3 separate regions of the Mus musculus genome follow, and regions 1 and 3 are each linked to region 2. Evidence: chromatin loops called from intact Hi-C (ENCODE). Cell type or tissue: gastrocnemius. All regions are shown on one strand.

Evidence for each region. Peaks named below come from ENCODE experiments on the same cell type or tissue, not always from the same donor. Only the 100,000 strongest peaks of a DNase experiment are listed, where the experiment ranks them.
Region 1: it touches region 2 in a loop (4-fold over the local background); 2 of 42 quality-filtered maps call a loop at or near these places.
Region 3: it touches region 2 in a loop (4-fold over the local background); 2 of 42 quality-filtered maps call a loop at or near these places.

What each region holds. Positions count from the first base shown.
Region 1 is chr15:61,412,304-61,420,303 of GRCm38, reverse strand. No RefSeq gene overlaps it. Among named protein-coding and RNA genes, the nearest start is that of Gm24696, 58 kb to the right of the region's middle. In gastrocnemius, a CTCF peak has its summit at 4,474 (motif pointing right); a DNase peak (open chromatin) is centred at 2,569.
Region 2 is chr15:63,002,925-63,010,924 of GRCm38, reverse strand. No RefSeq gene overlaps it. Among named protein-coding and RNA genes, the nearest start is that of Gm30113, 53 kb to the right of the region's middle. In gastrocnemius, a CTCF peak has its summit at 4,281; no DNase peak of the experiment used is centred here; H3K27ac peaks cover 1,415 bases.
Region 3 is chr15:63,059,159-63,067,158 of GRCm38, reverse strand. No RefSeq gene overlaps it. Among named protein-coding and RNA genes, the nearest start is that of Gm41334, 7.6 kb to the left of the region's middle. RefSeq lists an enhancer at 1-1,457. In gastrocnemius, no CTCF peak of the experiment used is centred here; no DNase peak of the experiment used is centred here; H3K27ac peaks cover 2,294 bases.

The DNA of each region.
Region 1 (8,000 bases), 1.6 Mb after region 2:
ATCATGTTTAACAGAACACTAAATTTATAAACTTCTACTATTTTGAATTTAGAAAGGCAAACTTTGCTTATTAGGTTAGCCTGGTGAGTACCTCACATATGTCAAAAATGGTATGTCAAACGCAACAGCAGGAAATGGGTAGGTATATTTTTGACTCTCTAAGAGTACAAAGTAAAGAGGGCCCCAGAAGATTGTCATGAAAACCCAAGAAACAAGTTTGATTCTTTTTTTAACAGAGACGTTGACCAAAAAGGCTAGTCAACACTTTGTTTCCTTTTAGTCTACCTCCATGTTTTGTTTCTTATAGTCTATGAACTATGAGCTCTTTATGGTCATATTGCCCAAAAGGTCATTTTGACAGATTTTTCCAGTACTAAAAATATCTGGGGCTTAACTGATAAATCATGAGTGTCTTTGAAGAGACAGAAAGTTAGCCTTGGGAAATTCTCTACCTGATGTAAAAAAGACCACTTTTACTGAGTGGTTTTGCCAGTGGTTCTCCTGGTCTAATCTTCTTATTCAAATGTAGATGACATAAAGTTATAGAAGTTTTTAAAAAATATATTCATACTAATCAACATAGAGTTATACCTTTGAAAGGAAAAATATTGGGCTCAACCCTCCCCCAACAAAGTTCTCAGCACAAAGGACATTTATTTACCCTAGTGGGACAGAAGGCAGAAGATAGAGGAAAAAGAAGAAGAGGAAGAGAACCAGGGAGTTGGGGCAGGGACAATTGTCTGAGAGTACGATAAGAAACTGCCTCTGGATAGAGAAGAGATAGATTTGTCACAGGAAAATATCAGTTTATAAAAGTACAAAGGGAAATGCCATGTTAGGATGAGGCATTTAATGGTTATGTTAATTAGTTGAGCCAAAAGGGACTTTTGTCATTAATTAATTAATTTATTTATTCTCTTTACATCCTGGTTGCAGCATGCCCTCCCCCATCCTCTCCTCCCAGTCCCACTCTCACAAATCCCTTCCCCTACTCCTCCCCAATCCTTCTCCTGAGAGAAGAGGAAGCTTCACTTGGATACCACCCTGCCCTGAGTCATCAATCCCCTCACACTGAGGTCCAACCAGGCAGTTCAGCTAGCGGAAGGGGATCCAATGGCAGGCAATAAAACCCTAAAGCGAACCCTAAAGGGGGCTTTTGTTTGCTAGACCTCAAAGCTTTGAAAGATGAACCGTGGTAATCAGTCTCAGGAGGAAGAAGTGACCAAATAAGTGAATAGGCCTTGGTGGATAACTTTAGGAATGTAATCTTACAGTATTTATTAAGGCAGAGTGTCTTAGTTAGGGTTTTACTACTTTGAACAGATACTATGACCAAGGCAACTCTTATAGGGACAACATTTAATTGGGACTGGCTTACAGGCTCAGAGGTTCAGTCCATTATCATTAAGGTGGGAGCATTGCAGCATCTAGGTGGGCATGGTGCAGGGAGAGCTCAGAGATCAACATCTTCATCTAAAGGCTGCTAGTGGAAGACTAGCTTCCAGGCAGCTAGGATGAGGGTCTCAAAGCCCATACCCACAGTGCCACACTTATTCCAATAATGCCATAACTTCTAATGGTGCCACTTCCTGGGCCAAACACTTACAAACTATGACATAGAGGGAATGAGGGGCAAGGGGGCAGGTCTGCCAGAGCCATGCTTGCTATGCTCAAACTGGCCAGAGTCCCTTCAACCTTTCTATTTTCATGTGATTATTTTCCCATACACTAAAAAGTATGAGGAAGAAATGTATATATTGCTTTGGAGAACATTTATTGTCATCTATTATGTGTACAAAATCAGTTTTCTATTGTGGAAACTTGATATAGGTAAGTTGGTGATGCAGCTTGATGTCTATACCAGAGCAAGAAAATAATCTGGAAGGTCCAACTTCTAAACCACTTTTGCTGTCACTTTCTTGTGCCCAGTGCATTGAATAGTCCCTTGGCCAGGCTGTGTGACAGTCACCAAATACAGAAAGCTATAGACCAGGTTCCTGCTTCCTGGAGATCATAGTTCAGAAAGAAAAATATGTTTTTCCCTTTCGTTAGAGTTTCACTGTATGGTCCAGAATGGTCTTGAACTTGAGATCCTTTCACTCTAATGTTCCTGGTATAGGACTAGAGACGGGTGCCATCATATCTTGTGGGAAGCCATGTTTAATGGCATAACAACATGATCAAATGCTTGCTTATAAAGCAGCATGAGTTCTGCAAAAACTGATCAAATGTGGTGGTGAGAAGTAAATATTAGAACCAACATCAGGAGCAGGATTAACAGTCAACTACGTATGGAAGAGAAAACATGACTGGGTGAAACAGTGAGAAAGAAGTCAGTTTCTCCATTCATTGAGTCTGGGCTCTCTTTGAGTCCCTGGTAGCATGTGGGAGCAGAAAAGGCTTCTGTAGTTCTCAAAGATGGTTTTACTTTCAGGAAAAGAAGTCTAGTCAAACTTCCCAGAGGATGAGAGGTCAGTGCTCTTGAAAGGGCAGTTCTAGATGATTCTCTCAGTCCCACCAATTGAGGGATCACACCAATGAAGGGCAGTCCCGTTGTCACTTTGGTATTTCCAGGCCAGAAGCCAGATCCCTGGCACTATGAAAGTGACCCACTTGGATCATTACAACTCACATTGCTGACCACAGAATCTGGACATAATGAGTCCTGTCATTGAAAGAGTTTACTGGTGATCTAAGACAGGAAAACTATTTGTTGGTATGCCAAGGGATATATAGGAGCTAAGACTGACACTAAGGAAGTCATTAGAATAAAGGAACACAAGGAGATGATGCGCTGTAATGGTTAGAAAGGCCTCTAATTTCTAATCTGAAAAAGTTAGGTACTGGAGGCAAATTAGGCTGGAAAGTGACTTGAATTAACTAGTCTGTGTGCATAGATGCTTTTGACTTGAACAAACTCACTGTTTTGCATGAGATACAATGCAGGAATCTGCACATACATGGCATAAACTCAGCAAATTCTGTCTTATAGTTTTCTTTGATTGGATCATCAGGATTATCCCAGTCAAAGAAAGTGAAACAGTCCAGGTGTAGGTGTGAAGTTCAAAAGTAGAGGGTGCAGAGGACCAGACAAGCACAGCACACTTCGCTTTGAAACTTTGGATGGAGTCTATTTATAGTTGAAAAACTCATTCTTCCTACCAAAATTTTCCATTGAAAATCTGTCTTTGACACATTTAATTGTAAATCAGCTGACAGCTTCTGCTGTCTTGGCTCTTGAAGTAGAGTTCCTTGAATAGGCTAGCTGGCAAGTGAGGAGACAGACACAGGCAACGGCAGATGAATCTTTGAACTGTCTTTCATCTGGAGTCCTGTATATGCCTAGTAAAAACATCCTTGTTACCGAAGCATTTATATCCACTGCTTTGGAACCTTGTGAGGGCACAAATCTTTAGCAAAGTAGTTTTTAAGGCCCCCAAAATAGTTGTTCATGAATTTCTAAAGACTCCTGAAAGTCTGATAGTCATTCTATTTTGAAACTTGAATTTCAAGCTGTGTCAGAAAAACATCCCTAGGTGTGGAAGACAGACATACTTTGGCTTAAGTCATGCTCTGTGGCTTATAACTCATATGGTGCTCAGGAATCATGTTTTGGCTAAGTGGCTAAAACTGTAAATAGTAGAGAGAGATAATAAAGTCACTTAACACATGAATGTAGGTTAAATAAAATGTGTCCAGGAATCAGTTACAAATAATGCACTGAAAAGTTTTTGGAGAATATATGGTGGTACTGTCTTGATCTCTTTGTTCCATATATTCAGGCATGATTGAAATTCCCATGTCAATTCACCATGGGTTTGACCAATATTAAGTGGGAACAGCATTTTCTTTTTATTGCATAAGCTTTAACTTTCTCTTTGCTCCAGTCCAGTGATTTTTAATATTGGCTGCACACTGTAGACCCTGGGAAACTTGTAACAAAAATATCAATGGTATTTCCATTCCCAGAGATTCTGATGGATTTAGCCTGAATTGTAGTTCTGCTGGTGAGATAAATTTCATGAAATATTTCATGCATCAATTTAGCTGAGAGAATTTTAGGAGGCAAAGTAGTTAATCATAGAAGATTCTGTTGGGGTACAACAGAAGTCATTGTTGCTTCTGCTACACTATACGCACAGAAAGAATACAACACAGAACCCTTTCTTACTTTTTTAGTCAATTTCCTAATTGGATATGACCCTACTACCTTAGGAGTAAAAGGACTCCCTGACTAACTAACTTTCAGATATATCCTACAGGAAGTAAGTCTTGAACCAAACTAGGCTTCATGGTGAAGCTCAAAGTTGTACTTCTCTTCTTTGGTTGATTGGGGCAATGAAAACAATCCAAGTGTTTTCTTCAAACCACAGGAGTTTGAGACTATTTACTTTCTCCTGTGACTTCTGTTATTTTTAAATATAGGTGTCTTTGTGTCACTCAAAACCTAAATCTTCAATTAGGGTACACTGCCACCAGGTGGCAATAAGGGTCCCATGTGAGCTTTACACCCATGAATGATAATTTGAGCAGTCCCATCCTCATTCATTCATGGATATCTGCGAACAAAATATGTGGATTTTTAACTTTGAATTCTAAAATGTAAATTTTAATTTTACAACTGAACTTTCATACCTTAATATGTCTAAAACTTGTATATTTAGTTGTACACAAATGTCATAGTGTGTGTGTGAAATACTTCATTTCACCATAAATATGAGTTAAAAGAAATTAAGATGAATGTAAAATTAATATCTTATTACCTCCAAATAATTACTGAACACAGTCTAATAAAAAATACTCACTCATATTCTTCTGTAGTCAGTTTTAACTACTAATACCAGTAGGTGCTACTATAGAAACTGAGAGCAACATGTTGTAAAAATTTATTCAGAAGGAGCCACATTCTAGCAATGATCATTTGCTATTCAAGTCTTGATAATATACATCCTACTAATGATTTGATTTTGGTCGATGATACTCTTATTAAGAATAAGCCCCCAGAAACTTAGAATACCCAAGATACAAGATACAATCTACAAAACACATGAAACTAAAGAAGAACAAAGACCAAAATGTGGACACTTTGCCCCTTCTTAGAATTGGGAACAAAACACCCATGGAAGTAGTTACAGAGACAAAGTTTGGAGCTGAGACAAAAGGATGGACCATCTAGAGACTGCCATACCTGGGGATCCATCCCATAATCAGCCTCCAAACACTGACATCATTGCATACACTAGCAAGATTTTCCTGAACGGACCCAGATATAGCTGTCTCTTGTGAGGCTATGCCTGGACTTAGCAAATACAGAAGTGGAAGATCACAGTTAGCTATTGGATGGATCACAGGGCCCCCAAGGAGGAGCTAGAGAAAGTACCCAAGGAGCGGGGTCTGCAACCCTATAGGTGGAACAACAATATGAACTAACCAGTACCCCGGAGCTCATGTCTCTAGCTGCATATGTATCAGAAGATGGCCTAGTCAGCCATTGGAAAGAGAGGCCCATTGGTCTTACAAACTTTATATGCCTCAGTACAGGGCCAAGAACTGGGAGGGAGGGGGAAGTGGAGTCGGGGGGGGGGGAGGGATGGGGGGACTTTTGGGATAGCATTGGAAATGTAAATGAAGAAAATACCTAATTAAAAAAAAAGAATAAGCCATTTTTCACTATTCCATAAAGAAGAATGCAGAGGACCACAGCATAGCTTCACGTTTCCCTTTCTATACTGATTCCTCCTGAACAACTGCTGCAGGTTAGAAGACAGAGACTTGTTCAAGGGCTAAATGTGAGATCATTAGCTAGGTGTGACCTGATTGTTATGTTAAGTCATCTTCTACCAAAATGAGTTTGAACTCAATGTCACCTAAATCTTTGACACAACAACTTTACTACCAAAAAAAAAAAAAAAAAAACCAAAAACCAAACCAAAACAAAAACCAAAATAAAACTTAAAAATTCTTCTCAAAACATGTTCTTTACTCAAAGAGTGCTAACAGATTTTTGTCTATTCTTGGTAACGGCTTTTTGTCTCTTCTGTATGTAGACACTATGTTGAGAAAAGGAATGTCAGTAAATTTCATCTTCAGTTAATATCACCGACGACAGAGGAAATATTGTATAGACATACATCAGACTGTAAGTGTATTTTTGGAAGTGGGGGACAAAGCTCCATTTCTAAAGTGCATGAGACATCGTCTCAGCCTCTATGAGGATTCATTAGAATTCTTACCAACATTTTTGTTAGTGACTGCCTATGAATGCACATCACTTTCCTCAGCCACTAATTAGCTTTAACTGTCATTTGTACGCAGTGTCAAATTTCCTGAGAAAGGGGTCTCACTTGAGAAATTACTCAAAAAAGATTAACCTGTGAGCATTTCTTTGAGGGATTGTCATGCTTGTTAATTAATGTAGGAGGACCCAGCCCACTATGGACAGCAATATTCCCTAGGCAGATGGACTTGTGATGAAAGCTAGCTAAGAAGGAACCTGTGAGTTAGCAAGCAGCATTCGTTCATGGTGTCTGCTTTATGTGTCTGCTTGAATTCTTGTCCTGACATCCTTCAATGATGAACCATAATGTGTAAGTTTTAATGCTTCCTTTCTTTCCCCAGACTGATTTTGATCAGAATGTTTGATCAGATCAACAGAAAGGAAACGACAGAAAAAAATCGTGAGAGGAACATGAAGGTAACACACTCATGGAGCAAAGATGAGAAACTTCAGAAAACTTCAGCATCCTGCACAAACGGAAGTAGAAAATTATTCTCAGGTGATGATACTCTTATTGATAAATAACATTTTCCATTTAAACTTTAATCTAGCATTAACATAGTCATCAGATAATAAATATTTGTATTTTTAATTTCACGATTTTGAAAAAGATACTAAGCATTCTGGAACAAACTAAAAATCAAGATTAAATTCATTAGAACTCATATTATATACATTCCTGTCTTTGTAACTTTCATTTTGTATGTGTAAATTACTCAGTGAAACTCACACATACATAAGCAGAGATGATGCATCCATAGCAGAGATGACTCAAATATTAGATTTGCTTTCTGAGTCCATTATGAGATGATAAGAAATTCTTGAAGGATAGAATTGTTGGAGATAGAAGGAAAAGAACTTGGAATAGAACTTTCTTGGAATAAGACACTACTTCTAGTTCTGAAGTCTTAGATCCTTCCAATATGTCTATGAAAACCCAGAGGACTATGATTGTTTCTCATCTTTAGGATTTTGTGTTTGTATTTCAAATGACCTCTACAGTTTTTATGCTCTATGAAGAATTCTCTTGCCCTTAACATGTACTGGATGGACTGCAGAACTGAGTTCATTATTATGCCATCACATTTGAACATGGAGACCATTATTCCTAGGCCCCATTGTTCATTATGCTAAATGGATCAATCCACAGCAATAGCATCTGGGAGCCTGTTAGAAATTCTAAATGCTGGGGGTATCTCTTGACTAATGCATCAGGATATGATTTTAAAAGATCCCGAGATCATTCTGACATACATAGAAAAGTTTGAGAAGCCTGAGTATAGAGAAATGGTTCATGGAAGACAATAGGCAGATTCATCACTTGGGCTAGAGAGAGATGCAAGTACCTACTTCTCTCCTACCTGGACCTACAACAGGAAGAACTTGCTAACCTAATTTGTTTGACTTTAGAACAGGGACTAAATTGCCAGAATGAAGACAAGAGTGATTCACATGAGTTAAAGTTTCCCAGCAATGTTAACTCATCCTGTCTTTACATGAATCTGAGAATCCATGATTTTTTGAATTCTTCACCATCGTAACCCTTTCCTTGGTCCTGCCCAGCTGAGTATTCAGGCTGAGCATTAGAGGAGATGACCCATTCTTTTCCCTCTAGTCTCCATTATTTTTTAGTAAACATCCATATCTATAGAGAAGTGAGTTTTCTGCATTTGTGTGTAATATCTTCTCTACTCTTTCCATTTACCTTCTGTAGTTTGATGAT
Region 2 (8,000 bases):
GGAGAAGGAGAAGGAGAGGAAGAAAGAGAGGAAGACGGAGAAGAAGAAGGAGGGGAGGAGAGGGGAGGAGAGGGGAGAGGAGAGGAGAGGAGAGGAGAAGAAAAAGAGAAAGGAAAGAGGAGAGAGAAGTGAGAGGTGAAGGAGTGAAAGAGTAAGAGAGCATAGTAGGGGCTGAGCACCCCTTTATATGGTCTTCACTGTTACTAGGTAACTGGGGAGGAGTTTAGCCTGAAAGTCAGAAGCTTGGGCCATTGCTTATGTGACTACTGACCATGCTTCTCTTGTGGGGGCTGTGGGAGGTGGTACCTTAGGCAGGAACCAGAGTTCCAGGAGCATGAGGGAACGCCTACCGTGCCATGTAGGTGAATCATCACCATCGGGGTTCAGACCTCAGCTCAACTGAATACCAGCCTGCAATTCCCCACACCATACAAAAACAAACAAAACTGAAAAACAACAGCAACCAATGACGATCCTCCTGAATGTGTGTATTTGGACTAATTCTGGACCTTCTGCATTTTCTCTCACCTAAGTATACCTCTCCCACTCTGCCTCTCCCACTGAAAGCAGCCCAGCTCTGTCTTACACTCAGTTTCTCTTACTGCCTACTGGTGTCCACCATATACCTGGAGTCTTCATCATTTAACTCCCCGCCAGTCCACTGAAGTTGATATGTGATCAATGCGAGTTTGCTTCAGAAAGTCTCTTGGCTCCTACATAGGCTCAGTGTTCTTTTTGGATTCCCATAGCTGCCCTGTGGAAGCCTTGTAGAACATGTGAGGCATTACCTTGCTCTAATCTGTCTGGGTTATCATCTTGTCATCACACTATTATCAGAGTGAGCTCAAAGAATGCTGTATGTTTGAGTCAGCAGTTTCCTGACCTTAGCTTGTTTCTCTGAGCCGTATAGACCCTCGTGAAGTGTTCAATAGATGACAAACAGTACCTGGTATTTATGGAGTATTTACTATCATGACTGTCACTGCTTAATGACTTTAAAGTTCTCATCATTAATGTCTCCAAAAGCTTTAAAAGAAAGCACTAACATTTTCTCTATGCAACATGTAGAAAATTGAAGTTAGGGAATCTTTCAAACATTACCCAAAGCTGTATGATTATCTATTAGTGGATAAAGAGTAGAAAATGCATTTGTTGACTGTTCCAGATACAAAGCCCTAATGCATTGTTTTCTCTCCTCTATGAACTTCTCTCGAATATGGAACCAGAAGAACAGTACCTTAAAAGACAGCCCCTTTCACCAGTGCAGTAACATTGTGTGATTGATGCCCCAGCTGGGGGGCTAACAGATGCTTCTCAGGCATCCCCTGATGCAGATACGTGCTGGTGTCTCAGCTCCCTGTATCTACTTCAGGGAACGACTCTTCCATTCCAGTTCTGATGATTTCCGTGGAGAACACAGTGTTACTAAAGCAAGCCTTATGTAGCCTGCGCCCAGAAACTTCTGGCAGCTAATAACACACACTGTTGTGTTTGTGAGTGCTGTCCCCAAGAATAATCTCCTTGTCTCTTATGGTATCAGAGGAGAAGTTTAAGTAAGGTAAGAGAGGGTTATTAAAAAGGGAGAAAATAATAATCCTCTAAATACTGCCTATATTTCCTCAAAGAATTTTGGAAATCCTTTCCTATTCCCTCATAATATAATCTCTCTCTGTCCCAGCTCACTGGTCAGTGTTACATCAGGAGTTGATAGTAAAGGTGAGAATTTTAAAATGGTTTCTTTAATTTTTGGAGATTATAATTACATCATTTCCCCCTTTCCTTTCCTCCCTCCAACCCTTTCCATATACTTCCTTCTTGCTCTCTTTCGAACGCATGGCCTTCTTTTTCATTAATTTTTGTTAAACACATCTATGAGTATATATACATAAATACAACTTGTTTCATCTGTATAATTTTATTTCTATGAATATTTTTTTTCAGATGCCAGCACTAAGTAAAGTTAAAGCCATAGTCTTGGGAGAGAAAAAAAAAAAAAAACTTGCCAGAAAAATACTGATTTTTGTCATTAGCCTGTTTGGATGGGTGTGTCAACTTAGGTTTTCACTATCTCTCCCCAGCAGTACTCTGATCAATCTTATTGCTTAGTCCACTTTAGGTGGATGAACTAATTCTCTCTGCATGCCATTGTCTAATTTCTACCAAGTACTGGATGCCACTAGAACTGTATGTATACTAGACTTCCTTCATTCCCCACATCTGTATGACAACCAACTTCCTACTAAGAGCTTTAATCAAATAGGATAATCCTGCACTTAAAATCATAATTATAAACATGTGCTCAAGGCTAAATTCTCACCATTCAACTGTGAATTCTTCTTTAGATATTTACATTGCTCCCTCAAATTATATGCCAACTGTGTAGTATATAGGTAAGCCAACTTGAATTGAGACTCCAGAGTGTCACGTTTTTACCTATAATGTTATTTCTTAATGTTAAAGTGATTAGTATTTTAAAACTTTTCACCATGTTAAAAACTATTATCAGCTCTTATACATCAGTATTAAATAAGAACATTCAACTAGGTATGAATCCAAGGAAGAACTCTTTTTAAGAGTAGGAACAGAAAATATTTTGAGACAAATACAGAGATGAATGCTCGTAGCTAACCATTGGACTGAACACAGGGTCCCCGAGGGAGGAGTTAGAAAACGGACTGAAGGAGCTGTAGGGGTTTGCAACCCCATAGGAGAAACAACAATATCAATCAACCAGACCCCTCAGAGCTCCCAGGGACTAAACCACCAATGAAAGAGTACACATGGAGCTACTCATGGCTCTAGCCGAATATGTAGCAGAGGATGGCCTTGTCGGAAGTCAATGAGAGGAGAGGTTCTTGGTCCTGTGAAGGCTCCATGCTCCAGTGTAGGAGAACGCCAGGACAGGGAGGTGGAAGCACCCTCAGAGAAGCAGGGGGAAGGGGATGGGTTAGAGGGCTTCTGGAGGGGAAACCAGGAAAAGGGATAACATTTGAAATGTAAATAAATAAAATATCTAATTAAAAACTTTAAAAAAAAAAAGAATCCTGGTCATAGAGTGTGAGATTCAGAAGGAAATTATACTTTATTATTTAAGTCTTATCATCATGTTCATAAAAATGAAGATAAAGCATTTATTAATGAAAATTATTTAAAATACAAATAATTGTCATTTCTTTAGAACTAAACTTGTGTCAATTCTTCACTCTTTTTTTTTCATATTAATGTATTTACTCATGGTCCTAGGATGGCTGGGTAACTGAGCTCACACCGATGTTTCAGTCAACAATGAAAATCAGGTTTGAATATGTTGAAAGAGGGGAGCTAAAAGCTAACATTTCTTTTCCTGTAGTGTAAATCTTTCTATAAACCCAGTAAGAACAAGTCTGGTTGTGTTTCTTTAAACAAAAGTATCATGTGAACATCTATTTCTAAATAGTCAAGGGAAACAAGCATTAGGAATGAGGGTTGGGTCACCAACAAACAGGTTCTAGTACTGAGTTCACATGACCACGTGATAATGCCTTTCAGCATCACTTTGTGCTGCCTACCAAAGGAAAGTAATGAACAATACTTTATAAACTTCTGAATTGGAAAAGCAAACCTCCTACCGGTGCCCTTAGCAACCATCTTCCCATGCTTGTAGCTTCTACAGGAGGCTTTCCTAAGTCAGTTTTAATGTTCCTACTACCCTGAAATTTGAGCACCGGAATGTGCTTGTCACCTTGAAATTGAAGACAGAGTGGAATACGGAGTGCCAGATCTTCTCCTATGAGGGCTTTCCATGAATTTTCTGGATCCCGTTAAGATCTTCCGAGGTAAATACTCAGTGCGGCTTAACTGGGCTTGAGTTCAGGCTTGTGTCGGAATTCAGCACACCATTCCTGCCACTGCTGAGCATGGCACAGATTCCCCGGGTGGAAAGTCATGCTCTGGAAATAGGTTAGAGCTTTTTAACAGGTCATTTGCCGTTCATATCAGGTCACAAGTATATGGCTCACAGTTCCAGATTAATGTCACCTATATCAGTTCAGTGACCTGAGAAAGATACTCCCCACCCCCCGCGCCCCCTGTTCCCCCGCCCTCCCTCCCTCCCCCCGCTTGGTTTATCTGGCTTCTACTGCATGGCACACCCACATCTATGCAAGATGGAGCTGTTCCCGTTTGACAGTGGCAGAAGGTGCTTTTCTTGCAGGATTTCTAGGTCAAAGGCTAAAGGAGGACTTGGAGGGTTCAGTCTGAAGTATCTGCTGTTGTCCTACAACAAACTCTTACCATGAGGAGGCAGCATAACACAGACATAAGTGTAGGTTGGGTTGGCCTTGATTCTAGACCAGCACCCCTAAACATCCAAGCCTTAGCTCTGCTACCTAAGCTCTGTGAAGTCCCGTGATTGCCTTGAAAATTAAATAAGGCCAGACCTTTTAAGCTCTTGGCAAAGTAGGTGATTTGTGTTTGTTATCGCTGTACTGAGGCCCTTGCTTTTAGTAATGTTACTGTTTTAGAAAGTAAGTCTGGAGTTTCTTCTCACTTTAAAAAACAAAAAAACAAAAACAAAAGCAAAACGCCGGGTGTGGTGGCACACGCCTTTAATCCCAGCACTCGGGAGGCCGAGGCAGGCCGCGGATCTCTGAGTTCGAGGCCAGCCTGGTCTACAGAGTGAGTTCCAGGACAGCCAGCCAGGGCTACACAGAGAAACCCTGTCTCGAAAAACAAAACAAAACAAAACAAACAAACAAACCCCCCCCCCAAAAAAAAAACAAAAAACAAAAAAAAAAAAAAACAAAACCAAAAAACCAAACCCCAAAACAACAACAACAGCAACAACAACAACAACAACAAAAAACCCGAAACAACAACAACAAAAACAAAAAAACTTTCAAAAGACCCAATATGTCCCTAAGGCAAACTTGAGGCCCATGTATATGTACTATAGAGTTAACATATCTAAATTACTGGAATCATTAGGAATGGTGGTCTGAATTAGGACAACTTTACAATAAGCTACTATATCTGCGAATATTCATTCATATTGGAAAACATCAATAACCTATCATCTCTGTTCTCACATGGCCCAGGAGTGGAGGAAGCACCCAGAAGACATGGCCTCAAAACCAACACCACTTCATGTCCTATGTATTTCTTGGCTAACACCATCCTTCAGACTGAGATTAATAGAATAGGAACTAGCAAGGGTTTGGGTACCACAGCACTTTATGCTAGTTGACAGTCTCATTCTACCTATACTAGCCCTGACAACTCACAGTTCCTGATATAGGTACTGTTATTCTCTCCATCATATACTTAAAGAGGTGTAGGCTAAGCTTGCTATGAAGGGACTTCCAATGGACAAAAGGCCTCTGTCAGCAATACTGAGCTCTGGATTCATGTGGGGATACTATACACTGATTTTCTTTCCTCACTTTATTGCTTTCTGAATAGAGGAGAAAAGGTGGCCAGGACACTGAGGTATAAAGTAGAAATGTATAGTTGTAAGTTGATATAGTTCATGTGAGGGTAGATGACAAGGCATCAGTATAGACCACAAAAGTATACACATTCAAACCCTTTACATGACAATTAGAATAAATGAAGCTTCTGTCACAGAGGACCCCTGTCCTCTTCCTTCTGTTTCAGCACCCAAAACCACCTAGAATTCCAGTTCCAGGGAATCTGATGCCGCCTTCTGGTCTCCACTGGCACCAAGCTCACATGTGTCCACAGACATATATGCAGGCATACACATAAACCAAAACAAATAAGCCTGTCTTCCTAATGCAAATGAATTTTCTCAGAAGCTGCCATGATATGAATAAATGCTAAAATGATATGTTAAAACATAATTGCTGCTGTTACAGTGTTTGTAGATGGAACTTTAGAGCTGCCATTTAAGGATACAGCATTAGCCTTCCCTAGAATACTCAACAGTGTGGCTGCAGCCTGGAAGGGAAAGCAGCCCTCTGTAGACAAGGAACCTTCCTGTGCCTTCATGATGCTCCACATCACTGTCTTTGTTTTAATCTGATGTTTTTGCAAAGACATGGCTGGAGTCTTTTCTCATTCTCTTTTGCATATATCTTTAACTTCCTTCTTGGTGCAAGTGTGAAGATTGTATTTAAAAACCTGAAATTTCTAACATTTTAACTTAAACATGTATTGGCCTAATTTCCATGATAATCACCACACTATATAATTACTTTGTTCCCATGCCTTTCACTTATTTGTTTGTTCGTTTTTATGAGACAGGGCCTTTTACTTGTTAATATTATAAAACTACATCCTCCTTCAGTGGGAATTTTATTTCTTCATCCTGATGTGAGCTTGTGAGTTACTACCCACTTTCTGGTAGTTGAACCTACAGGATGCCTTTGCCTATTATACTCTGGACATGTCTAGTAGCAGTGAAATACCTCAGCTTTTACCCCTTGGAGTATCTTCAAAGTCTTTCTCATTTTTGAAGGACAGTTTTGCTAAATATAGTGTTCTTGGTGTGGATAGTTTCTTTTTTAGCACTTTTCATGTATCAGACCATTGCCTTCTAGTCTCCCATGTTTCTGATGAGAACTCGGCTGATGACCTTGTTAAAGAGCCCTTGTTTATGATGAATCCCTGCCCTCACTGGGTTCTAAGAGCTCAATTTGGCTCTTGACAGCTAAGTTGCATATCTCAGTGTGTGTCTCTCCATTCATTCTTTTTGGAATTTGCTGAACTTGGAGCTTTATATTTAAGTGATTTTTTTCCCCCTTACCAAACTTTGGATGTCCGCAAGCATTAGTTTGCCAAATGTCTTCTCTGCGTCTTTTCTCGTAGTTTTCTTAGTCTTCCTTAGTGTACGTGGCTTTGCTTGATGGATGGTATTCATCCTTTCTGTATCCTCTTTTCCCTTATTCAGACTTTAATATCTCTAGAGACAATATAGTGTCTTCAGATGAGCTTACAGGATGCTTTCTGGTTGCTGAGATTTGTTCCAATTTGCTTTCATTGTAGCAAACTCTTCTTTGTGCTAAAGACCTTGAACTCCAGGTGCTTCCAGTGTTTTTCTGAGTTTATGCTTATTCCTGTGCATGGATGGTAGGTTTCCATTTCTGATATATTCCGTTAATTATTAATTTCCTCCTTGTTAATATCTGCCTCTTAGATGCAGAGAAAAATGAATGAGACAATAAGCCATGAGTCCTTCAAAGTTTCTGGAAATCCCTTCAGCTATAGAAAGTAGGACTAGCAAGAAGGAGGTGAGGGATGAAAACACTGGCCATGTTTCATAGTCTGTATTCACAATCAGAAGGAGCATTGTCAGTCAAAGCACAGATACTCAGTACTTGAAGGACAATACTCCTTTGGTCAGGCTTTCTCCTGCAAGCTATATTCATGCTGCTCCAAGAATATGTGCATATCTGCTTACCATGAAGCAGTGGGTAAGGAACTTGAAATTAACTGCTGCTTAATAAACTCCCTTCCTTCCCTTTAAAACTTTAGTAGACTACAAAGTTCCAGTGCAAGTGTTGCCTAGGTTGGAGGTAGATACCTAGTGCTTCCTATATTGCCCCTCAGTTATGCATTCACTAGTTGACTCTCCAAATGATAAATAGTGTGTTACTTTTGGCACTACTAGGAGCAAATCACTGATGAGAATCAACTAAGGAAGAAATGACTTATCTTGGTTGACTATTTGAAAGTACAAATAGGTGAGGTGTACTCACAGTGGCAGAAGATAGCATAATGTCCATAGACTAGGAAGCAGAGAGAGGGACAAGGAGACCTGGAACTTAGTGGTAAAGCTCAAGGCCTGCTCAATCAGGAGCCTACTTCCTCTAATTAGGCCCCACCCCCAATGTTTCTATAACCTTCCAAGGTAGTACTGTCAACTGGGTACCAAATGCTCAATTGTATGAACCTAGGGAGGAAACTTTATGCTCAACCTGGAGGCTACTAATTCTCTGTCAACACAAATGAGGTACAGTGAATGTGGTTGTCTGAATATGAATGTCCCCCATAGGCTCATA
Region 3 (8,000 bases), 56 kb before region 2:
GTTTGAGATCGAGAAATGACTATGTACATTATCAACAATTGTTTGTAGAGATAGAGGGAAGGGTTGTTAACTTCCTTTGGAAAACAAATCTTTTGCTAATTACTATGCTATCTGGCTTGTAGACAGATGAATAGAGAAAAAAGTCACAAAATGTTATGTTTTTAATTCTGGCCATTTGATATAACACTACCTCTCCCTATGAAAATTCTCCGGACTCTGTCCTAGAATAGCATTTTACTTGAGGAAACAGTGTAGTATTTTGAGACAAGAAGACATACAGCAATCCTGGACTCATTTAAATTGACTAATATGCTTTTGTTTTTCTGAGCATGTGTTTGTTCAGGTTTCAAATGGAGGGACCATGATCCCATAAAATACAGGGATGTTATAAAGGTCAAGAAAGACAATATCTATAAAAGGGGCTACTGGTCAAGAACTGAGTCAGATAGGAATCTCTGTTGTTATTGTGTTAGTTATTCAGTTAAGAAATTTTGCCTGCTTCATAGTAGAATTTGTGATCTACATCTAAGACTTTGCAAAAGAAAGTAAGTATCTTGAGGTTAGGACTTAGTCATCTCCTAACCCCTCAAAGTCTAGTGAAACTTGTGTAAATCTCCTACTTTTCTCCCAGAAACAAATCCTGTTGAGGACACTCCCCTCTTGACATCTCCTTAGTAAAGAACACTCACACAGCAGGGGTGAATGCACTTTAGAAAAGACTTCAGCTCATTCTGCACTAGGACTCTGAAATTTAATTTTAGCCACAGTGTTGATGGAACAGATCACAGAGCTTGGGCCACTCTTCAGTGGAAATGAAATTGGAGAAGGGCATGGAGCCAAAAATAAGGGCCTTTCTGTCTAGTGTTTGGGGACATGGACTTGAGAATTTCAAGTGGCCACCAGTCCCTCCCTCACTGCCAACACTGCACAACTCTTGGCTGAAACCTCACTAGGACATGAGGGTCTTGCTATAGGAAAAGAGAGTTCCTTTTTACTGACACCAAGCTCAGCAGAAAGGAATGCACTTCAAATAGCCCTGTTTGCTCAGTAACCACATTTGGGCTTCATGGTCTTTGGAGCCCTGCTCTCTTTGTAATTGACACACATCGGGAGCCGGCTGCTGATAGCAAAGACAGTGAGTTTGGTTTAGAGTAGGGCCTCATGTAGAATGCTATTAGCTGACCCTGCCCAGGATGTCTTCTTATCCTAATGAGAGAGGAGTGCTAAGGAGGAAGAAATAGTTGTCTATGACAAATGTAGTACTTTCCTGTTTTCTGTATTGCTACATACTATATAGTTTCTCAAAACCTTGTTGGAAATGCTTTTGTCAGAATCATGAATATCAGAGATTATTACCTGGGTCCTATTTGTAACAGTACACTTACTGCTAGTAAAAATGGTAGCTTCTTATAACTTACACCTTAAATTCTCTCACTTAAAATCCTCATAACGTGCCCAGTGTGGTGGCTTAAGCCTTTAATCCCAGCACTTTGGAGGCAAAGGCAGGCGGATTTCGGAGTTCAAGGTCAGCCTGGTCTACAAAGTGAGTTCCAGGACAGCCAGGGCTATACAGAGAAACCCTGTCTTGAAAAACCAAAAAAAAAAAAATCTTCATAAGACTCATCCACGGACTGACTCCCATCATTCTACATTAGCAAGAACCAAAGATTCAGATCTTCATGTTAAATTTCCCAAATAACCTTATGATGTTCATATAGTTCAAATTTTCAGTTCAGAATCTATGGATTTAAAATACTTCCTGAACTGGTTTATTGTAGTTATCTTACCATTAACCTCAACAAATGATCTGATGATACCATAGCATACACATTGTCCCAATGGTTATTCAACTGCCAAATGTAGGATGACTGACTAAGAATCTAAGCTTCGCATTCAGGAAGAAAAAGGACATCTCTAGCTGCATATGTTTCAAAAGATGGCCTAGTCAGCCATCACTGGAAAGAGAGGCCCTTTGGACTCGCAAACTTTATATGCCCCAGTACAGGGGAACGCCAGGGCCAAAAAGGGGGAGTGGGTGGGTAGGGGATTGGGGGGGTGGGCATGGGGGACTTTTGGGATAGCATTGGAAATGTAAACGAGGAAAATACCTAATTAAAAAAAAAAGGAAAAAGGACATTGCACAGAGAGACTTAGTTTAGTTTCTCTCCTTCCATGATGCTATAGTTCCATTAGTGTTAGAATTTTACTCATGTTTTCTCTATACAAATTGTGCCATGTCTTACTGACCCTCTTTATGCCATTAAAGGGATTACCTTGTGCCTTTGGTGATGTCCTTTCTTCATTCCTTAACTGAACTCCAGCTTATCTTCAGAATTTAGCCAACCTTTCAACCCACCTAAGACTCTCCTGCACTAAAATCCACTCTACTTACATCACACTACATGGCCACGAACAAATCCCTAGAAGTATATTTCACATTATATTAGAATTCATTCTTTTCATGTCTCTGTGGTCCATAATCAGTTCTTCAGTGAGACGCATATTGCAATGGTTTCAGCTATTGTGCCATCCAACAAATATATCTTAAAGTCCTAACTTTTGGTACCTGTAAATATGGCATTATATGGAAATAGAATTTTGGTAGATATAAATTAAGACCAGAGTATGGTAGAGTAGGTAGAGTCTTAACTATAAGTAACTGCTGTCTGTATAAGAAGATAGAGAATGAAAGTAAGGAAACTGAAAGCCAATGCATGATGAGAATTGCCTCGTCTAGTCCCTGATTTTAGTGGGATTGCTTCGAGTTTCTCTCCATTTAGTTTGATGTTGGCTACTGGTTTGCTGTAGATTGCTTATATTATGTTTAGGTATGGGCCTTGAATTCCTGATCTTTCCAAGACTTTTATCTTGAAGGGGTGTTGGATTTTGTCAAATGCTTTCTCAGCATCTAACAAGATGATCATGTGGTTTTTGTCTTTGAGTTTGTTTATATAGTGGATTGTGTTGATGGATATTCTTATATTAAGCCATCCCTGCATCCCTGGGATGAAGCCTACTTGATCATGATGGGTGATCTTTTTGATGTGTACTTGGATTCGGTTTGTGAGAATTTTATTGAGTATTTTTTGCATCAATATTCATAAGGGAAACTGGTCTGAAGTTCTCTTTCTTTGTTGGATCTTTGTGTGGTTTAGGTATCAGTGTAATCGTGGCTTCATCGAATGGATTGTTTCTATTTTGTGGAATAGTTTGAGGAGAATTGGAATTCTGTCTTCTTTGAAGGTCTGATAGAATTCTGCACTAACCCATCTGGTCCTGGGCTTTTTTTATTTTTTTTTTTTTTTTGGTTGGGAGACTATCAATGACCACTTCTATTTCTTTAGGGGAAATGGGACTGTTAAGATCGTTAGTCTGATCCTGATTTAACTTTGGTACCTGGTATCTGTCTAGAAAATTGTCCATTTCATCCAGGTTTTCCAGTTTTGTTGAGTATAACCTTTTGTAGTAGGATCTGATGATGTTTTAGATTTTCTCAGGTTTTGTTATGTCTCCTCTTTCATTTCTGATTTTGTTAATTAGGATACTGTCCCTGTGCCCTCTAGTTATTCTGGCTAAGGGTTTATCTATCTTGTTGATTTTCTCAAAGAACCAGCTCCTGGTTTGTTTGATTCTTTGTACAGTTCCTTTTGTTTCCACTTGGTTGATTTCAGCCCTAAGTTTGATTATTTCCTGCTGTCTACTCCTCTTCAGCAAATTTGCTTCCTTTTGTTCTAGCATTTTTAGGTGTGCTGTCAAGCTCCTAGTGTATGCTCTCTCTCCAGTTTCTTTTTGGTGGTACTCAGAGCTATGAGTTTTCCTCTTAGGAATGCTTTCATAAGTTTGGGTATGTCGTGGCTTCATTTTCATTAAACTCTAAAAAGTCTTTAATCTCTCTCTTTATTTCTTCCTTGAACAAGTTATCATTGAGTAGAGTGTTGTTCAGCTTCCACGTGAATGTTGGCTTCCTATTATTTATGTTGTTATTGAAGATCAGCCTTAGTCCATGGTGATCTAATAGGATGCATGGGATAATTTCAATATTTTTGTATCTGTTGAGGCCTGTTTTGTGAACAATTATATGGTCAATTTTGGAGAATTGCCAGTAGGTGCAAGAATCTCACAAGGTTCCCCCTTTACTGTTGAGAGAGCACAAGGTTTTAGAGATACCTTGAACTCAGAATTCCATCCTCTAGAATCATGAAGTTCTATTGTTTTCCCCAACTTCCTTGTGCTATTTTATAAAGGAACCCTGGGAATAAGCACAGAGCTTATCTTACTTATTACCATATGTATAATCCAAGCTAAGCATTGGCATATCGCAAACTAGTGATCATTTGTCATATTTAGTAATCTGAAAGCCTCTATAGTGCTCTACAGTTTTCCATACCTCTTATGCACTAGCCCTACAAATTGTGCTGAGCAATATAGGCTCCCACTTAGTGACTTTATCTATCTTTGGAAAATCCTTAGTCAAATAAGTCCTTCTTTGGATTCCTGAAGCTGTTTACTGTTGTTATTTGGAATCTGTAATGTTTCAGGGCATAGTAGTATTTACCTTGACTGTACCAAAGGTCTCCAACCATCAAAGGTTTTGTGGACATTTTATCTCAATTATCTAGGATAAATTATGTAAGAAGTCCATAAAAAGTAAAGTATGTAAGAAGTATTACCTGGTCTGTAGTATAATGATAGCTATGTATGTATTGCCTATGTTTTCAAATGGTGACAAGATAACGAAGCTTTATGTTTATTATACAACTTGTATAAGATACCAGGTCTAGGAAATGGCAGGGCAGGGTTTGTCTGACTCTCGATTGTACTTCTATTTCTATCATTTAGGAAGACTTCAGAGTGGTAACCAATGCCCAAGGTCCTCAATTACTCTTGCTGTTGCTAACAAAAACCTGAGACTTTTGACCAGAAATAAGAGCTGAGCATTAAGATATGTGGAACATGTGAACCCAGCTAACCTAGAGACCTGGAAGCCAGTGACTACAGCAAACACACACACACACACACACACACACACACACACACACACACACACGCCTCTTATAACCTCTTGTGATCTGGTCCAGAGTATCTCAGCTTCCCATGTCTTGCTCTGGTCTAATTGCCCAAAATAGCAGGCCAGCTTTCGTAAGTTCAGGTTGGGTTACATTAATTTGTAAACAGTAGCAAAAAAGAGCAACACTAGGGACGTTTCCAATATGCTGTCCTGATAATGGTTCATGCTCCCCTCTTCAGTTTTCTTTCCAACATTTCCCTGACGGTGGTAGAGACTTTATAGGAACCTCGAGTCCTTAAGCTGTAAGAAAAATGAACAAGTGCTATGTCTGTCTAGTAAGACTAGGTACCAGAGTGATCTATAAATTTCAAAGTTGCTGCATTAAGAGCTGTTGTCATTGCTTTAAAAGAATAGACAGGATATTTCCTGATGATTTTTCATTCAGAACCCAGAGTTGATTGACTACTACAGTTCAATTTAATTATTTTAATCTGTCTTTATTTTATCAGTGGGTTAGGTACTCTCTATCCTTTAGAGATATGTTTCAAGACCCTAGTGGATGCCTGAAACTATAAATAGCATAACTCTTTATCCTTTACACATAATATTTCTCTCTTTTTCTGCATATATGCCTGCATACATGTTCATATGATAATACTGTATTTATCAGATAATCATGAGAAGATGCCAACAAAAGAAACATCTGATAAAACACAACACTTAAATAATAATACACTGTAATAAATGCTATGTGAATTTTGATTTCTCTCCCTAAAAATATTTTATAGAAGAAAAAGGAAAAATTTGTGGGTGGGATGGTGTGGGATAGAGCATGATGGCACACCATTTCATCATATCACTCAAAATAGAATGCAATTTAAAACTTGTAGATTGTTAGCTTCTGGAATTTTCCAGTTAATCTTTTCAGACCATAGGTAACTATGGATAACTGTAACTGTCGAAAGTAAAAGTGTGGGTAACGGGAAACTATGGTATTAGTTTTGTTAAAATAGTATCTGAGTCAGCTTGGCTGCTTTAACAAAGTACCCTGGGTTGGGTGTTTCAAACAAGAGACACTCATTTCTCATAGTTTTGGAAGCTAGACATCCATATTTGTGGTGCCAGCAGATTCACCTCTTGGCAATGCTTGCAGATGACTACATTACCACTGTTTGCTTACATTGGAGAGCAGGGGAAGGAAGGAGAGGGGAAAAAAAGAGAGGGGGAAAATAGAAAGATAACGATTATTTCTTAATCTTTTTTTGGTAACTACTGCCTTTTTATTGTTGGATACCATGGTGGCACATGTGTATAATCCCAATATTCAGAAGTTTTGCACACATATACATATACACGCACACATACACAGACATAAACACACACACAAACATATTCACACACATGTATATATGTGTGTTTATATATGATATATATGTGTGTGTGTGTATGTATAATATATGTGTGTATGGGTGTGCCTGTGCATGTGTGTATGATATGTGTGTGTATGTATGTACATGTGTATGTGTGTGATATATATGTGTGATATGCAGTGGATGCACGGGCATGTATGCATGCCTGTGTTTGTGTGTGTGATATGTGTGCATATGTGTGTTCATATGTGTATGTGATATGTGTATGCATGTGCATGTTCATGTACACATGTGTATGTGTGTATGTGTAATACCAGTACTCAGAAGATTCACGCACACACACACACACACACACACACTCACACACACACTCACACACACAGAGCCCAGCCTCCACAGCTAAAACTTGTCTGAGAAGAAACAAATCTTATCAGGGGGCCCCTATCACCATTTCATCCTTGAAAGTTTTCTCCAAAGGCCTTACATGCAAATGCCATAGTGCCATGGGTTAAGGTTTCACATATGAATTTGTGGGGCACACAAATATGCTATCTGCACCAAAAAGTCTATGATTTGAGGCAAGAATTTGTGCTCATATAACAAGATCATATCTACTCTGTAAATTACAGAGCAGAGAGTGCAGAATGGTTGATTTTAAAAACTCACATAGACATAAGATGGTTTATTTCATATTTTTAAAAGTCTAAATATATATTTTAAAGATCAGTGTGGTAAAAAAAAATCCTAGTTTTTATTCCAAGCATCACACTCACCAAGCACATGACTCCCTAGCCTCTTCAAAGGGGTTTATATGGAACAGATCTTGGATAATCTCCATATCAGTACAAATGCTGACGCCAACAATATTGGTGTTATCAGTGACTTTGTGCACAGACAAGAGGAAACTCTGTTATGATGCTACAAGTATAAAATCATGGGAGTGAAAGCCACAGTGAGTGATCACAGAAATCGATAACAATGAATAGTGAACCTAAGACATGGAAATGAGACATGAAATGGGATCCGCATAGTATTGAAGAATCTACACTAACAGCTGTCAATTACAGAAGCAAAACAAATACATTTAGTATAGGGACAAGATCACTGACACTGACCAGAACTAGTGTCACAACTAATACTTAAATTTGGTATCCTACCTCACTAATTGCTAGTTTTAAGATGAAGACACACAGTCATAAATGTGACATTCTGGCTCCGAATGAACATCTTGAACCCCATCAGAGGCAAGCATTGAACCAGCAAAGGTAGAGAGACATTATACAAAATTTGGTGTCCGTAAACTTCAAAATCAGTGTGGTTCTGCCAGTGAAAGGAAGGCTGAGTAAGTGCTGAGGAAAAACGGTTATCGTGAGGACAAGACAGGACTTGGGGCAGCATGTGATACTGGATGGAATCCTTGCATCATAAAGACTTGTCTCTGGACAACTCATTACAATCTGGATAAAGTTTCCTTTGTTTTTTTTTTCCAAAAAAAAGAATTATTTATTTATTTTATGTAAATGAGTACACTGTGGCTGTCTTCATATGCACTAGAAGAGGGCATCAGATCCCATTAAACATAGTTGTAAGCCTGCATGTGGTTGCTGGGAATTGAACTCAAG